Linked DNA regions of Homo sapiens: region 2 is linked to region 1. Evidence: read pairs that join two places in POLR2A ChIA-PET (ENCODE). Cell type or tissue: Caco-2. All regions are shown on one strand. Each heading gives the region's core, and the rest is flanking DNA. Links, peaks and the distances in the headings are about the cores only.

What was found. Peaks named below come from ENCODE experiments on the same cell type or tissue, not always from the same donor. Only the 100,000 strongest peaks of a DNase experiment are listed, where the experiment ranks them.
Region 2: POLR2A ChIA-PET joins it to region 1 with 5 read pairs; 2 of 35 experiments call an interaction of 5 or more read pairs at or near these places.

The regions. Positions count from the first base shown.
Region 1 is chr9:97,743,660-97,753,143 of GRCh38, forward strand. The region is part of intron 5 of PTCSC2 (papillary thyroid carcinoma susceptibility candidate 2); the gene reads right to left. Among named protein-coding and RNA genes, the nearest start is that of XPA, 51 kb to the left of the region's middle. In Caco-2, for the core only: no CTCF peak of the experiment used is centred there; DNase peaks (open chromatin) are centred at 3,732, 4,152 and 4,812.
Region 2 is chr9:97,827,180-97,836,663 of GRCh38, forward strand. All of the region lies in intron 1 of PTCSC2 (papillary thyroid carcinoma susceptibility candidate 2), which reads right to left. Among named protein-coding and RNA genes, the nearest start is that of PTCSC2, 21 kb to the right of the region's middle. RefSeq lists a silencer at 299-520. In Caco-2, for the core only: no CTCF peak of the experiment used is centred there; a DNase peak (open chromatin) is centred at 4,362; H3K4me3 peaks cover 598 bases.

The DNA.
Region 1 (9,484 bases), core at 2,792-5,291:
AGATCTTGAGATAAGGAACTTATCCTGTATTACCTGGGTAGGACCTGCATCAATCACATGTATTTTTTAAAAGAGGGACGTTTGACACAGACAGAAGACACATAGAAGAGAAGGTGATATGAAGACAGAGGCAGAGATTGGAGTGATGCAGCCGCAAGCAACGGAATACTGGCAGCAACCAGAATCTGGAAGAGGCAAGGAATGGATTCTCCTGCTGGAGCCTCCGGAGGAAGTACAGCCCTGCTGGCACCTTGATTTGGGACTTCCGTCCTCCAGAAAAGAGAGAATACATTTCTGTAGTTTCAAGCCACCAAGTTTGTGGTAAAGTTTTTTACAGCATCCACAGGAAACTAATACCAGTGGTAAAGTGTACTTTACCTCCCCGTTTGTCATAGTTGCTCTTGATGGCTGGAATGGTCTGTTTGGGGCTTTGATATGGTTTGGCTCTGTGTCCTCACCCAAATCTCATCTCCAATTGTAATCCCCACATGTCAAAGGCGGGATCTGATGGGAGACGACTGGATTGTGGCGGCGGATTTCCCCCTTACTATTCTCGTGACAGTGAGTGAGTTCTCACGTGATCTGGTTGTTTGATAAGTGTCTGGCACTTTCCTCTGCACTGTCTCTCTCTCCTGCTGCCATATGAAGAAGGTCCTTGCTTCCCCTTTGACTTCTGCCATGATTGTAAGTTTCTTGAGGCCTCCCTAGCCATGTGGAACTGTGAGTCAATTAAACCTCTTTTGTTTATAAATTACCCAGTCTCAGGTAGTATCGTTACTAGCAGTGTGAAAACGGACTAATACAGGCTTGTTAACATGATTCTTGCCTTTGGATCAGCTTGGCATCAACTGACTCTGAAACATCAGTAGAAAAAATAAAATCAGGTAAAAATGAGAGAAAGAAAATTATACAATAAGCAAGTTATATAATAAGCACCTATATTGTTATTATTGCACTTAAGTTTTACCTTGAGCCTCCAGACAGCTGAGGCAAAACGAAAATCAGGGCGGATGATATAATTTTCACTTTCTGATAAAAAGGAATCAGTTTTGCTTTTCAAGAAACACACATCTTTCCTTTATGTTGTATTCTAGGAATAACTGAGCAAGTATGTCTTCACACAGTGGACACTGAACAAGGCAGGAGATAAAATGCTCAACAGTGACTCAGACAAGATCTAGGGCTATCCTCACGTGGAGGGTTCTCATGTTATCCCTTCATAAACACTACAGCCCAATAAAGAAACACAGTTCAGCATCCTGACCACCCAGACTGGCACCCAGGAATAAGCCCTCACACGGACAGAGTACACCAGGGTTCACAAAGTGCTTTCACATCTGCCATCCTACATATGTTCAAACAGCCAGTCAGGGCAGACAGTGTAATCTGCGTTTTACAGATGCGAGAACTGAGGCTCATATTCTGGAGATTGTCCCAAGGTCACACAGCTGGTGAGTGGCAGGGCTGGGGTTCCCTGAGGCTCCAAGAACAGGTCTCCCAGGCGTGCTGCCTGGGAGTGAAATCCAAATGCCTCCTGTTTTTCTACAGGAATTTCATACACATCTGTCTTATCTCTCCAAGCACACTGAGCCTTTGCAGGCAGGGTCTTTTCTCCCATGTTTTAGGAAGCCTTGGTTATCTGCCCAGGGCTGGTAGGTGAAAGATATCCTGCCATGTGTCAGGCCCTGCCCAGGAGAGACACCCCATGCTCCATCTGGTCCTTTAGGTCAGGTCCCAAGCTATCTGAGAACAGTGGCCTAAAGGAGAGGAGTTGAGGAAGGGGGTTAGGGAGCAGACCCAGCACTGTCCAATAAGATCCAAGGAGAGAGGGCAACGCCCCTGCCAGCTAAAGGTGTGGCCAGGGTGCTGTCCGACCCACAGTGCTGACTGGTCTCTAGTTGCTGGGAAAAGAGAGACCTCCAGGGAAGTGGATTTGTCCTTCCTGTATCCCACCCTTCCCAATCAGTGGTTGAAGGGGTTGGAGACACTTTCTCAACTGAGGCACTGGAGGAGAAGGAGAAGGGGGGACTGAATGCTTCTGCTTCTCCCACTTTCTTCCTACTCCTGCCCCTTTGCGCCCTTCTCCCTAATTCATCCTGTTCCTCTTCTCTCATCCCCTTCCAACCTCCCCTCCATTCCTCTGGAGGTACTCGTTTTCCACCTCCCTCCATCCCTACCTGCTCTGTTTATTTCTTCCTCCCTCTTTCCTCTTCACCCACTAGATGTGCAAACACTTGCAAGTTTCTTAACCTCTCTGAGTGAAAGCCCTAACCTCACAAGGTGGTTGTAAAGCTCAGTGGTCAGCATAGAGAAAATGCCCAATCCAAGCGTGTTCTACTCACTCACTCCCATTTCTTCCAGATGGGAAGGAGGACAGATAGGGGCACCACATTAACTCCCTTCCTCACCACCGCAGAGCTCCCGCATACCAACTGTGCCCCAACCAGTGGAGAAAGCCTAGGGTCACAATGGACCTCCTCTTCCACCTTAGGAGACAGACCATGGCCCAGGATGTCAAGCTACATCCAGCAGGGCTATCGGGTGACATATAATGATGGATGATGATCTCTAAGAGGGAGTGGGAATCATGATTTACCATACACCTGCCATGTGCCAGGCATAGGCTGAGCATTCTACATATATGGTCTTTATGAGAGCCCTACGAAGCAGGTGCTATTTTAGTAACCCTGTTTAACAGATGAGTAAAGAGGTTTAGAGAGATGAAAGTCAGGGAGTGACCTTCCCTGGGTCACATAAATATTAGGTGGTGAAGGCAGGTCAGTCTGACTAAGTGACATGCTCTTTGATTTAACTTTTTTTTTTTTGTCTGGCTCTGTCCCCCAGGCTGGAGTGCAGTGGCATAATCTCTGCTCACTGCAGCCTCTGCCTCCCAGGTTCAGGCAATTCTCCTGTCTCAGCCTCTGGAGTAGCTGGGACAACAAGCATGAACCACCACACCCGGCTAATTTTTGTATTTTTAGTAGAGATGGGGTTTCACCATATTGGTCAGGCTGGTCTCAAACATCTGACTCAGGTGATCCACCCACCTCGGCCTCCCAAAATGCTGGGATTACAGGTGTGAGCCACCGCACCCAGCCGATTTAACTTTTTATTATGGGAAAATTAAGCATATAGAAGATTAGACAGAATAGTGTAACCAACCCTCACTCACCTGTCACCCAGCTTCATTGATCAGCTCTTGGCCAGTCTTATTTCATCCTAATCCACATCCATTTCACCCTTTCCTTATTTTGAAGCATATCTCAGACATCATATAGTTTTGTCCATAAATACTTCAGTATGTGCCTTTACAAGACAAAGCCAATTTTAAAAACGTAACTAAAATACCATTGTTGTGCCTTAAAACTTTGTAAAATTTCTTAAGATTACCAAATAACAAGGCAGCACATTTAATTCACATTTCCAATCATTGTTCTACTCTCCCCTGCTGCCTCTTTTAATAAAGATAATAATACCTCTTCCACTGCAAAGCCCTTCCACACACATTATCTTATCTAATGCTCATTATCTGCCCTTGGCCCTACACAGGGTTGGACTTTCTTCATTCCGGAAATGTGAGAAAGTCTTTCTAGAAAGGCTCAGAGAAGTGAATGGACTCACCCAAGGTTACACAGTAGGTTAGGGGCAGAGTCCCTAACCTCCTGTCTCCCAGCCCTTGCCTCTGTTCACCTTAGGGGCCTCCCAATGGGAGGTTTCATCTGTCAAGCACAGAGGCCAAGGCAGTGATGGGGGGTGTCCTGGAGGAGCAGGATGAGAGACTCTCCCTGCAGTGGTGGCAGCCTGGACAGTGCATGTTCTCAGCTGGAGAGCTACAGCCAAGCCTCTTTCTCTTAATAACAACAGTACTAATTCCCTGGCACAGGCTTGTTTGTGTGCAGTAGCTCCCCAAAGCCTAGGCCGTGGCTGGGGCTTATCATCTGGCCTCCCGAGTGGCATGCCTTAAGCCCCCTGCACTAGGGCAGATTGGATACTGAAGCCCAAAAGGAAGGCACAATAACCACATCACTCAGTCAGCCCCATTCTAATTCTGCTTTTCACCTAAGTACAGAAGGAGGGCAAAGGTTGCTCTGTTTTTCTTCTGGGAACCTCCTTGCCTAGCCAGCCCCACACATGCAGAGAATGCCAAGGATTCCATTCTAAATCCCCTGGCTTTTATGGCTAATTCTTCCATTAGTCTGCAAGCTATAGAGCAAACCCTTCAGCCTGGCATTCAAGGCCTGCAGTCTGCCCAACACCACCGAGGTAACCTATCACAGATAGCAAAGAGACCATGGTGCAATTTCAGGGAAAACAAAAAAGCTTTATACAAGCTAATTACTGGAGTTGTCCAGTTAGAGCTTCACTTCCTTAGCTTTTGAATGTGTTGTCTGTCTAAATGCAAACAATGTCGCCACCAATGGTGTCCATTACATCTTCTTCCATACCTCAAATTTAAAGTCCTAATAATACTGCTTGCTACTCATTTGCACAGATGGACTGTGACATTTCATTTTTCTTTGACTTTCCTCATGCTGTTTCCTCTGCCTGGAAACTTATTTCTTCCTTCTTCATCCACTAACTACCAGGTGTATCTCAGAACTCAGCAGAGACATCACCTCCTCCCGGGAAGATTCCTAAATGTCTCCTTCCCCTCATCAGCCTTTCCACTCCCTACATTGGGTGAAGGTCCCTTTCATGGGCTTATCTTTATCTTAGCACTTACTTCAGTGTACCAAACTCAGCAGCTTGTGAGCCTTCAAGGGCAGGGATCATGTGTTGTTCATCTCAGTCTCCCCCAGGCCTAAATACAAGGCGTGGCACATACTAGGATCTCAACTTAATGTGCTCGTTGAAATACTTTATCTCCCTGAACCTTCACAACAGCCCTGTGGGTCAGGCTGCCCAGGAGTCGTGATGCCTCTCATTTTATGGATGTGGAGGCTAAGACAAAGAGGGGTGAGTGACATGTCCCAGGCTCCATGCTGAGAGGGAAGCCAGCATCTCACTAATGCCTCCTGGTCTACCTGCCACCCACTTGGACCAGCCCTGGATGCCCAGGTCAGAGGATGTGTGACAAAGTGGAGCAGAAGGCAGGGCCTCCAGGCACATGCAGCACAATCCCTGTTGCCCCAGGGTAAAGCCCAAATTCCTCCTCCTGGCATAATGACCTTCCCAAGGCCATCTCTCCAGGCTCATCCTTTAAACTCCTTCTCAGATACCCCTGTTGAGCCACACCTGCTTATCCACCTAAGCTTTAAGGGCCTGGGCTCACCTGAGTTTTAAGAACCCTGTACTTGGTGCCTAAACTGTGTCCCCATTGCACCCTGGGACTTCACAATCAATTCAACTGGATGAAGAGGCAGAACAGATGTTCACTGAAGTCTTGCAACGTCAGAGTAAAAAAACAGCAGTGTTTGGAACACACAGATGGCTCAGCCCTTCCCAAACTGTGTTTGTGGAATACTACAATCCTGAGAGATGCTTATAGCTATTCCTCCCACAAAAAACCCCATGGGCAATACATAATAACAATGCCCATAGCATCTTACATGCAATGTTGTCTTTCATCCTGATAATATCCCTAAAAGGCAGGGTCCATATTTTCCTCTGAACTGTGAGGAAACTGCAGCTCACAGAGGCTAATGAACTTCCCTGTGGTTGCACAGCTAGGCAGTAGTGCAACCAGGATTCCAAACTCATCTTGTGCATTTTGCCACTTTGCAAGTCTACCTTTCTGTCTACTGCATTGTTCCTCGAGGAAATTCAAAATGTCATTAGCATGCTGAACATCCTGAGGATTCTTGTCTAAATTTAACTAAGCATTGGCCAGGTGCGGTGGCTCACGCCTGTAATCCCAGCACTTTGGAAGACCAAGGCAGGTGGATCACAAGGTCAGGAGTTTGAGACCAGCTTGACCAATATGGTGAAACCCCATCTCTACTACAAATACAAAAAATAGCTGTGTGTGGTGGCGGGTACCTGCAATCCCAGCTGCCTGGGAGGCTGAGGCAGGAGAATTGCTCAAACCTGGGAGACAGAGGTTGCAGTGAGCGGAGATCACTCCACCGCACTCCAGCCTGGGTGACAGAGCGAGACTCCATTAAAAAAAAAAAAAGTAAGCATCTTCCACACTTATTTGAGGCTGGAACAACTCCCTTCCCACCACTACTTTTTGTTTGCTGAATCCTATTCCTGTCCCACAGAATACAAATGTTTCACTGAACACAGTTTGTGAAGTGCTGCCCTGAAAAATATCAGCTCTTGTCCTGACAACCTGAGAGCACAGGATGGAGGCCGTGAAGGAAGCCTGGAGACCTCTGTGCAGAGCCTCTTTGTTGTACATGTGAGGTTCTGAGACCCAGAGAGTAGCAGGTGTTCTCAGGTTGCACAGCCAAGGAGGGGAGGCACCATGGCCAAGAACGGCCTTTTCACTCCAGGCAGGCTGGCAGGGCTGGCATTTTGGAAAGCTCTCAGCAGACAGAATTCACACACCTTCCTGTAGAGGCCGCACAGGATTCAAGAGATGGAAACTGCTGGAAGGAGCACTGTCTTATTGAAAGTAATCTCAAGATCCCAGGACCACAAAGCTAGATGTTTCACATCAGTCTAATTCCCCCAACACACAGGCCTAGAGAGGAGAAGGACTTATTCAAGGCCACAAAGCAAGTTCAAAGCACAGCTGGAACTAGAATCCAAGTGTCCTGCCCCCTGCCTCCAGCTCCAAGGCTCTGTCTGGCCTTTCCTGCAGTTGTTGATATGTCTGTCTGTCTTCTCAGCCTGGCCAGAGGCCCTTTGAGAGCAAGGTTCATGCTTGGCTTCCCAGCTCCCAGCACTTAGGACTAAAGAAATATTGGTAAGTGAAGGAAGGCAGGGCCTGGTGGCTCAGACCTATAATCCCAGCACTTCGGGAGGCTGAGGCAGGAGAATCACTTGAGGTCAGGAGTTCTACATAGCCTGAGCAACATAGCATGATCCCATCTCCAAAATAATAATAATAATAATAATAATTAACCGGACGTGGTGGTGCGTGCCTGCAGTTCCAGCTACTTGGGAGGCTGAGGCAGGAGGATCACTTGAGCCCAGGAGTTTTGAGTTACAGTGAGCTGATCACATCGCTGCATTGCAGCCTGGGAAACAGAGCAAGATTCTGTCTCAACAACAACAACAAAAAAGGTGGGGGGGGGGAAATGAATACATAAAATATTTGATTTTTACCAAAAACCCTCTTTCTCAGCTTGATCATTTACAGGGCTGGGATTATCTTTTGGCTACTTCCAAAAATGATTGCACCCTCAAAGGATAAATATTTGCTACCAAAAAGTAACAGCAACACTTATATTGTGCTTAATATATATGTGTGTATACACACACATACACATGGCTGGTATGAGGAGTATGGCAGTAAACATGACAGATTCTGTCCCTACTGTTCATGCCTTCATAAAGCTTACATTCTGGTAAAACAGATCATCATTAAACAATTTATTTCCCAATTAATTAGCCAATTAAAATGGTGGTAATTGCTACAAAATAGCAGTAAACTGCACTGTGATTAGCTTAATCAGAATCGAAAGTGCTAATCTGCTGAAGGTCTTAAAAGCTGTCATTAAAAGAAACTTTTCCATAGCTCCATACAGCAGTTGTAAAAAGAAAGCAGACAGAAAGAAGTTCTTATTTATCTGAGGAAAATTAAAAGAAATTCTTAATCAACACATATTCCTGCAAAACAGGACTCCTTACAAGCAAATTAGAGAGAAGATATTCAAGAGATATTCAGCAAGAATACCTTCTGAGCACCCACTGTACCATGGAACCTGATGGTAGCTATCCCAACAATACCATTAAGTAGGAGTTATTACCGTAGTTAAAGAGGAGAAACCAAAGGGTCAGAGAGGCTAACCAATTCTTCAAAGTTCAGCCATGCAGCTACCAAGTAGGACCAGGATTTAAGCCCAGGATGATGTACAGCAATGCCCAGAATCTTTTCCTACACCATGTTGTGTTTTCTAATCTTAAAAGCTGATCAACCAAGAGTTGAAACTTTGGACTCTGACATCATAGGTATGCAAAGTCTTCTTGTCAATGCCATCTCTCCTTCATGGGGCCCTGGAGAAAGAACATTGCATTTTCTGGGAACCAAGAGGATCAAAATGAGAAGATCATGTATGATGCAAACCACACTTCTTGGGGGAATTGTTAATTACTGGAATTATTGCATTCTTTTCCTCTGAGATATAGGTTTCCTGAACAAAAAGCTTTAATATTTTATTTATGCAAATGGAGAAACTATTCTATATCCCTCAAATAAGATGCTTAAGTGGGATCTTTTCTCTGCATTTTCCTTCTCTAAGGCAATTCCATCTCTTGGCGCAGCCAAACCTTGCCCAGAATTCCTGGCCCCAATTTCATGAGCAAAACTATATCCCACTAATCCAGTTTTCTCGTAGTTTAAAAGGGACAGTGGAGCTGCACTTTTCTTTTGAAGGAAAAAGGGCTCATCTTTTTCTGGATTCATCCATTGGCCTGGGAACGTTCTTTATCTGATCACCACATGGGCCTGACTCCACAAATGCCTTTTCCCATCAACGGGAGTACTTTGGAGCATTTTCTAACATCCAGAAAGAATCCAACTTTGGAATAGGGAAGTATAGACTATGCCTTGGCCAGTGTGCCTTCCTGGAAGCCGGCTCTTGGAACCTCACTGCTCCCACAACCCCTAGCCTATTCTATCATGGTGGTCTGGGAACCTGAATGTCCACCGCACTGCTGCTCCTGAAACAGACATTCTGTCTTCTTGAGAGTGAGCAGGGAAGAGGGCACCTGGACAGGCATGTATGAACAGCCCTCCCTCCTCAGGAGCTTGCCTTTCAGGTTTCCTAAGAGCTGATGTGCCTGTGGATTCTATAATGAGGAGGGATTTGTTTGTTGAAGGATCTTTTCAGCTTCATTGCTTAACTCAAAGGTGAGAAGGGGGTGGGGGCAAGATGAAAACTACTCTCCTTTGCCTTCCTGCATAGTTCAAATTTAAGCTTTGTCTGCAGCTGCCCTGAAACAGCAGCCAAGATAGTTTTAAGGATGGGGACGCAGGAGTTCTAGCCCTGGATTGGCCCCTTTATCTGCTATATAACCAAGGGCAAATCTTCCCTCTCTCTAGGCCTAAGTCTCCCCATCTGTACAATGAGATGATGGGGTGCTATGATCTGTGCCTCAGCTCCCTCCTCTGTGCAATGGGCCCATTGCGATAAATATCCTGCTCCACCCTCCTGATTGTTAGATCAACATGGAGGGATGTCAACTAGATCTGAGAACTGAAGGCCTCCTTTAGACAGTTTGATGTATTAGAACTATAAAGCAGGGGCAAATTCTCATTGGCTTTGATATTTCTTTGGTAGTGGCTAACAACCAGTCTGTGCAGCAAATGTAATTTATTTTCTTTGTTTTCATTTCAAAAACCTTTTCAAATTGCAGAAGAGCTGTGAAAGAT
Region 2 (9,484 bases), core at 3,084-5,583, 84 kb after region 1:
ACAAGAAAAAAACATAAAACCTAGTAGTCCTACAATTGTCACACACATTGAATTGTTTAAAAAATTTCCACAAAGGAATCAGCAAACCCAAAAGATTTTAATAGCAAAATCTTTCAAACACTTAAGAAAAAAAATCCTAATAGAAAATGGGGCGGGGCATGGTGGCTCACACTTGTAATCCCAGCACTTTTGGGGGCTGAGGCGGATGGATCCCCTGAGGTCAGGAGTTCGAGACCAGCCTGACCAACATGGAGAAACCCCGTCTGTACTGAAAAATTCAAAAATTAGCTAGACGTGGTTGTGGATGTCTGTGATCCCAGCTACTCAGGAAGGCTGAGGCAAGATAATCACTTGAACCCGGGAGGTGGAGGTTACAATGAGCCGAGATCACGCCGCTGCACTCCAGCCTGGGCGGCAGAGCGGGACCTCCATCTCAAAAAAAAAAAGAGAAAAGAAAAAGAAACAGAAAATGAGACTCACTGCGGTCTGACTGTTTGTGTCCCCCTCAAAATTCATATATTGCTACCTAATCCCCAGTGCAATAGCATTAAGAGGGGAGGCCTTTGGGAGGCGAGAGCATTCATGAATGGGATTAGCACCTTTATAAAAGAAGCCAAAAGGAGCTTGTTCACCCATTCTATCATATAAGGACACAGATAGAAGGTGCCATCTTAGAAGCAGAGAGAAGCCCTCACCAGACACTGAATGTGCTGTTGACTTGATCTTGGACTTCCCAGGCTCCAAAACTGTAAGCAATAAATTCACGTTGTTTGCAAATTGCCCAGTATCTGAGTTATTTTGTTACAGCAGCCCAAACAGACTAGACAGGACTATTCCCCAATTATTTCATGATGATACCATAAACTTGACACAAAACCTTGAAAATAACATTAAAAGAAAGGATAATTGATTATGGATCAACCTTATTCATGAGCTGGATACCAAACTTGCAAACAAAATATGAGCAAATCAAATCCAATAATATATAAAAATGATAGTATATCTTGCTCTAGATAAGGTATATCGCCAAAATACAAGGTGGTTTAACATTTTCAAAAATCAGATTAATATTAACAGGTTAAAGAATATGATTATCTCAATAAATGCAGAAATAGCATTTAAAAAATCAACATCCAATCTATGACATAATTCCCTAAAATCTAGGCACAGAGGGAAACTTCTTAACTTGATAAGTGTATCCCCCCCAACCAAAAAAAAACTATGGCAAAATACTATATTTATTTGTGAAACATTAAAACATTATTTTTAGATAGAGATCAAAACAAGGATGCCCAATATCATCACTTTAATTCATCATTGTATTGAAAGCAATAAAGCAAGAGAAAAGTTACATACATATTTGAAAGGAAAAAACAGAAGTGTCGTTACTCACAAATTATATAATTATATACACTCAAAACACAAAGAACTCTAGAATAAATTATTAGATTTTTTAAGAGAGTTTAACCAGTTGCCAAATAACCAGTTACAAAATTAATGTAAAAAGTTCAGTGCTGTTATATCCATCAGCAATAAACAAGTAGAAACTTCAATTTAAGAAGACCTAATATTTTCAATTTTATTTTTTAAAAAGACAAAGTGTTAGAAATAATTTCAATAAGATGCACAAGGCCTTTACTGAGAAAATAGAAAACTTTATTGATAGACATTAAGGAAAACCTAAACAAATTATAAATAAAACATGTTCATGAATTGAAAGGCTCAATGTCATACAAAGTATTAGCCCAAGCCACTAATTTATGAGAAATACAGAAGATAAAAACATGTTGAACTACACCATAAAAATACAATTCAGAATATGGAAAACTCTATAAGACCAACAATCCAGCTTCTTCAACAAATAAATTCCAGAGAAAATAAAAGATGGAGCAATACTTTATGTATTAAGTGAGATAAGACTACTGAAAGCCAACCCAAAACAAAATGTAGAAACAAAAACAAATAAATTCATGAAATGAATGAATGAGTTGGAAATTTAAACCTTGACTTTTAACAAGTCATCAAGTTGCCCTTGATGATATTAAAGACTTATTGTTAATTTTTGGGGAGTACAACAACAGTATTGGGGTTTTGATATCTTTTAGAGATATACACTGAAATATTTACAGATGAATTTAAATGACGTCTGGGATTTGTTTCAAAATAATATGAGCACAGGGGACGATGGGGGCACAGATGGTACCAAATTGGACAGGATTGATGGCTGTTAGGGCTGGGTAATGAGTACAAAGGGATACATCATACTATTTGTTTTGTATATGCTTAAAATTCCAATTTTTTAAATTAAACATATATATCAAATATACATGTTATCCCTTACTCATTTATAGACTTCATATAATCCTAATCAGAATCCCAACAGAAGACAAAATAAATGTAACATATATGCTAATAGAATACTAAGCAACATTTTACATGATGCTCTTAAAAAATATTTAACTACATAGAAAGTCATTTATACATATTATTAAAGCAAATTATGAAGGATTATGTGTAGAAAACTTCCATTTATATAAAAAATAGGCCAACTGAGGACCAGAGCTCAGACAAGGAGTTTTTGCAGAAGGTTAAGTATCAGAGAGGTATGTCCAAGTGAGTGCTTCTTAACATTCACTATGCTTTGGAATCATCTGGGGGGACTTTTTTTTTTTTTTTTTTTTTTTGAGGCTGAGTCTCGCTCTGTCATCAGGCTGATGTACACTGGCACAATCTCAGCTCACTGCAACCTCCACCTCCCGGGTCCCAGTTCAAGCAATTCTCCTGCCTCAGCCTCCCGAGTAGCTGGAGGCGTGCACCACCATGCCCATCTAATTTTTGTATTTTTAGTAGAGACGGGGTTTCACTATGTTGGCCGGGATGGTCTCGATCTGTTGACCTCATGATCCACCCCCTCGGCCTCCCAAAGTGCTGGGGTTACAGGTGTGAGCCAATGTACCCAGCCTCATCTGGGAGGACTTTCAAAATATACAGATCACCAGGCCCTACACCAAAATATTCTATTTCAATTGGCCTGAAATGGAGCCCAGGCATCCATAGATTTTAAAAACTCTTCAGGTGATTTCAATGTATTTCCAGGTGATTTTAATGTGCAGGACTGAGAACCAATTATCTAGATTTACAAAGAGAAGCATAGAAAGATGGGTGGAGAATAGAAATGTGATAGAGATGTAATAGATATATGATTGATGGACAGATGAAAGATTTTTAATAGGTAGATAGATACGTAGGTGACACATGGATAGATGATAGATTTTTGAAACATGATGGATGAGACAGAAATATGGATAGATAGATAGATAATAGGTAATTAAGTAGATAAACAGTAGACCTGAAGATCTGAAGGAAGGGAAGAGAAAAAAGAGGAAAAAGGGATGGGAAAAGAAGGAATGGAATTTGGAATGACAGGTCAGAAATGGCCCACAACTCAGACCCTCAATGGACAAAAGAAAATGAAACAAAAATGAATTTGGAAAAATAAAAGGTGAATAGGTACAGCTAATGCAATGAAATGTAAAAGTTGTCTGTTCTTTGATCTATTATTTTTATTTAGAATCTATACCCCCTACTCATTTCACAAAGATATCTGTGATGTCTTAAAAGTTAAAGAATGGGGAGTGACTGCTTAGTGGATAAGGGGTTACCTTTTGGGATGAGGAAAACATTCTGGAACTAGATAGTGGTGCAGATTGTGAGTGCACAATCGATTGCATGGCATTGTGAATTACTCGATGTCATTAATGGTAAATTTTATGTTACATGTTTTTTACCACAATAAAAAAAATATATCCAAGAAAGATGAATTTTAAACTAAGAGAACCAATTCAAAAGAGCAGAGGATGTTGCCAGACCATTGGGGTGAGTTAATAATTACCACCAGCACTAAATTCCTTCCATGTCTCCTAGCAGCAAAGCAAAAGAAGAAATCTGGCAGATTATGGGGTTTTCTGTATATGTTCATGGACTCTTTGTGTAGCAAGATCTCTGTCTCCTTTCATTGTGCCCATTTCTTTATCTCATTGTATCACATGCTGATGATGGCAGGAGTGAAAGTGGGAGTCCTTCGGAAGGTTAGACCCAGTCAGGAAAGGAGGATTTGCGCCGGCTGGAAGAGGCAAGTCTGAGCTCAGCTCCCTCCCAGTGGAGTGATATCCACTCCCAGCCTGTCATCAAACGGCTCCTGAAGAATAGCAGGCCCTGCCGCTGCCTGGCCTTGGCCTCACCGGTGGGGCAGATGGCTGTTTGTTCAGTCTGAGCCTGGTAGAATCAGCCCTGACACTGATGGCCCTGTCTGTATTATGGAAGAGGACCCGGCTTACCTGCCCGTAGACAAACAAAGCGGATGATTTGACAGGCAAAACAGAGCCAGCCTCCTGTCTCCCAGGCAGCTAAGGGGCTATTCAAACCCAAGACCTGGAAGATTTTCATAGGTGCTGACATACGAAGCCGGAATGCAGAAGGGACAAGACAGAACTGACACCTGTGCAGTCAGGCGTGGCCAGCCACTCTGGGTATCCACACTGCGCCTTCAGAAGCTTGGAGTAGGCTCCACCCAGGAGAGAGACAGGGAAGAAAAGGGGGAGGGGTGGGAGACAGAGAGGAAGGGGGAGGGGAGATAAGAGGGTAGAGGGAGAGAGAAGGGAGTAGAGGGATAGGGAAGAAGACAGAGAGGAAAAGAGAGAGATCGAAATTTGGGGGAGAGGGCCCCAGTTTTCAGGCCTGCACCTTCAGCAAACCTCACCTTTGCCGCTGCCCTTGTTATTGTTCGACAGAGGAAAACCTTCCAGGCCACTCTCCTGGGAGCACAGAACTGCTCCGGAGAGCCAGGAATACTGACCAAGCCACTCACAGCAGGGGCCGGGAGGGGCTGCAAAGGAGCATGTATGGAGTTCCCACTGTATCGTTGTATGCGAGAGGCACTAGCTGGGGGCTTTACCCTCAGTCGCTGATAGCACCTTCAAGGAGCCCCTAAGGTACATACCCTATTATCTCTCTACTTTGCACATGAGGAAACTGAGTCTCTATAACAGTAATTTGCCCAAGTCACCCAGCTGGGAAGTGGCATAGCTGGAATTTGAACCCAGGTCTCCCAAGCACCTGAGCCCTGCTCTTTCTCCCTGAATTAAGCCAGTTCGTAAGACCTACAAGGCCCTGGAATCCATCAAAGTGACTGTGGTTCTTTCCAGATCTGTGACCCCAGCCATATGCCTTCTCTTTTCTGAGTCTCAACTTCCTCATTTGCAATATGAGAGGAAATTGTTGTAAAAACTAAATGAGACAGGAAGGTGAGAATGCTTGGTCATCATTGGTATTAGGTCAGCATTGCAGAGCTTCATCACACTTTTTTTTTTTTTTGAGACTGGGTCTCGCTCTGTCACCCAGGCTGGAGAGCAGTGCAATTACAGCTCACTGCACCCTCAAAGTCTTCAGAGATTCTCCCACCTCAGCCTCCACAGCAGCTGGGACTATAAGTGTGCAACACTGCACTTACCTAGTTTTTTAAATTTTTTGCAGAGATAGGGGTCTTGCTATGTTGAGAAGGCTGGTCTCCAACTTCTGGCCTCAAGCAATCCTCTCACCTTGGCCTTCCAAAGTGCTGGGGTTATAGAATCACACTTCTTGACCATTCTCAAAAACCACCGCCACCCTCAAAGAAGGTGGCCAAATCTACACAGATAGAACTTTACCTGTCCCTCGCTCAGGACTCTGAAAGAGCATTCTCTGCCCAGAGCCATGAGCAACCTGAAAGCAGAATTGCACCCCATTTGTCTACCCCAAGTGATCATCACAGAAACCAACACTTAGTAGGGACTCAATAAATGCTATTGAATGAAAGAAAACATAAATCTGAATGAAAAGTTAGCCACAAGACATGTCACATGCTGTGACGAAAAGAGTTGGGAATCAAAAGAACTGGTTCTGGCTCTACTAATAATGCATTATGGGCACTCACTGGCCCTCTCTGGATCTCAGGGATCCCATTAATTGAACTGAGAGAGGTGGAGTAGGTATTCTTTGGCAGTCCATTTCAGCTCTGATTTTGTGTGAGGCTGTAGGGTTAATGGGAAAGAAAGATCACACCTTCTGCAGCCCACCCTCCCCTCTCCATGAAAAGCCAAAGCTACATTATGGGCATATTTGAGGATAGTCAGGGAACATTCTAAATAAATGGCATCTATGTAACTCCTGATTTAATCAGAAACAGACCAGCAACATTCTCAACAGCCAGATCCTTCAGTCTATGGAATACAGACTCACTCATGTGTGCACTGAGCCTTACAGTTTGCAAAGTGCTTCACCTCCTTTGTCTTATTTAAACCTCAGCACAGTCCTGTGAGGGGCCCTACAATGGCAGAAGTCATCACCCTGTTTTACTGACCATGAAACTGAGGTCACAGGGATGAAATGACTTACCCAGAGGCATACGGGGAAACAGTAGTAGAGCTGAGATGTGAACCCAGAACCAGGCTCCTGACCCCAAATTTAGCCTTCTTTCCTCTACACAGTTCACCTGTACACAGGCTGTGAGCAGGAGATGAACTCATTCAACCAAAGCCTGATTTGGAGGTTCACAAGTTTATCACCTGGGTGGAAAACTGCCCAGCACAGTGGAGCATTTTAAAGTCAAATTTGGAGCAGAAGAGTGCATGCAGTGATACCAGATGGGCTTGTGGCCATGGAGAGTTGGCTGTATGGGAGGCAAGAGGCCAAGCCTGGGCTGCAAGCCTCATATGCCACTCAGTGCTGCAGCTGGAAGGATGGCCTACATTCAACCTCTGAATATGGAGATACTGAAAGACAGCCATGCCCATAGATACATACCCACTGCCCAAGCTCCCTTCCCCATGCCTACCCTGTTCCCCCAGCTGTCCTGGTTGTCTCAACCCTTCCCCTGGGATGCCCAGGACCCACTTGCAACTAAAAGGTTAAAGCCTGGCATCGCAGGGGCCCGGTCTGAGCAGGCTTCCATTCTAATTGATCCAGGGCATATTCTGATTGGCCAATACCTCCTGCCCTGCAGAGTGTTAAAATTTTTTTCAGTTATAGAAAAATTTGAATTTTATTAGTTAAAACATTATATCTATGATACGTTCTTACCAAACAGTAGGAAATTGTAATTCCTGCAGCTAACATGAATTCTACTCAAGAACATGCTATTTCGGTTCTTTTGATGAAATTTTCTACCCTCAAAACTCTTCTTTCATCAATTAAAAAAAAAAAGACTAATTTACATCAATCGTTGTTATGCAACAGCTATTGCCATTTAATGGAGAAAGTGACCACCATTTCCCCTGCATTATTTCTACCATATAATCAGTTCCTAATAACCTATTATTGTCCTCCCATAAAAATCTCTGCATCCTAATGTCTTGGCCTGCTCATTTCATTGTTGGTAGAGCCTTTCTTTCCTATAACCTACAATACCCTCTTGTCAGAAAAGCATCCTGAACACAATAAGTATGATGACTGACATAATAATTTTACATTATACTCTACCCCTGCTCCAGGCTCTCTAATTCAGAAAATAGAATATTGTTAATATCACTCCATCAGGCTAGAAGAGACCTTGGGGAATGTCTTAGTGCTTCTCTATCATTTGAGTTTGAAGATACTTTTTTAACAGCTATAAATTCCACAGTCCTTGCAACATACAAAGTAGATAGACTTTTCAGTAAACACTGAGAAATTTTATGTCCAAAAAATGACCAAAAATTCAGTAACATCTTAAAATGAATTTGCATTTTATTTGTCACGCAGCTTGACATACATTTGAAAAGTAGTCATATATGCATATATACACACACACATACATACACACACACACATATATATATATAAAATACAGGTTGAGTATCCCATATCCAAAATGCTTGGGAACAGAGTGCTTCAGATTTTGGATTTTGGGGGATTTTGGAACGTTTGCATGTGCATAAAGAGATCTCTTGGGGACAAGACTCAGGTCTAGACACAAAATTTATTTATGTTTCATATATACCTTATAGACATAGTCCAAATGTAATTTTATACAATATTTTTATAATTTTATGCATGAAATAAAGTTTGTGTACATTGAACCATCAGAAGGCAAAGGTGCCACTCTCCCAGCCCCCCATGTGGACAATCTGGTTGTTTGGCATCACCATCATTCCTGACTCTGAATTTATATGCTTCTGATTAGCAATCATTTTCTTATGCTAATTCACACCTAAGTACTTGATAGTAAAAAATATGACATACCATTAATGCAGTAAAAAACTAATGTGTTCAGGGTAACTGAGCAGCACAGTAGCATCACCAGAATGCCTGCATCAACTGTAAAACAACAGCAACAAATAACAGCAGGCTTTCATTCCCCATCTATAATGCTGTTTTGATTAAAAAGTTACTGTACACTGTATATTTGGGGTGGGGAGTTGAGCCGGGCATGATGGTTCACGCCTCTAATCTCAACACTTTGGGAGGCTGAGGTGGGAGGATCACTTGAGGCCAGGGGCTAGAGACCAGCCTGGGTAACATAGTGGGACCCTATCTCTACAAAAATAAAAGAAATAAAAATTTAAACAAAATTAGCCAGGCATGGTGGTTCATGCCTGTAATCCCAGCTACTTAGGAGGCCAAGGTGGAAGGATCGCTTGAGCCCAGGCCCTCAAGGCTGCAGTCTTCTATGATCGTCCCATTGCACTCCAGCCTGGGCAACAGAGCGAGACTCTCTCTCTCAAAAAAAAAAAAAAAAAAAGCCCACAAACAGTTGAAGGATCAGGAAGAGGGTATGCTGAGGCCGAGATGGAGTCACTGGTGAGTTCCACCAAATGTTTAATGAATAACACCGATACTTCATAAATTATTCCAATAAGATAGAAGAGGAAGGAATACTTCACATCTCAATCCGTGAAGCCACTATTACCCTGATGCCAAACAAGACGAAGATATCATGAGAAAAGCATAGACCAATATATTTTATGAATATAGATGTAAAATCTTCAAGAAAATGCTAGCAAACTGAATTCAACAACATATGAAAAGGATTATACACCATGCCCAAGCGGTATTTATCTCAGAATGTAAGGTTGGTGCAGCATATGAAAATCAATCAATATACTATGACATATTAATAGAATAAAGGACAAAAACTACACAGTCATCTCAATAGAGGCAGAAAATACATTTGATAAGATCCAACTCCATTTCATGATGCCAAAAAAAAAAAAAAAAAACCTCAACAAAGTAGGCATAGGAGAGAATTTCCTCAATCTGAAAGAGGGAAGATATGAAAAACTCACTGCTAACATCATACTTAATGGTGAAAAAAATGAATGCTTTCCCTAAGATCAGGAAGAGGAAAAGGATGTACATTCTCCCCACTTTTTTTTTCAACTATTTTCTTAGATTCAGGGGGTACATGCGCAGGTTCATTACACGGGTAAATTGCACGTTGCTGAAGTTTAGTGTACAAATGATCCCATTA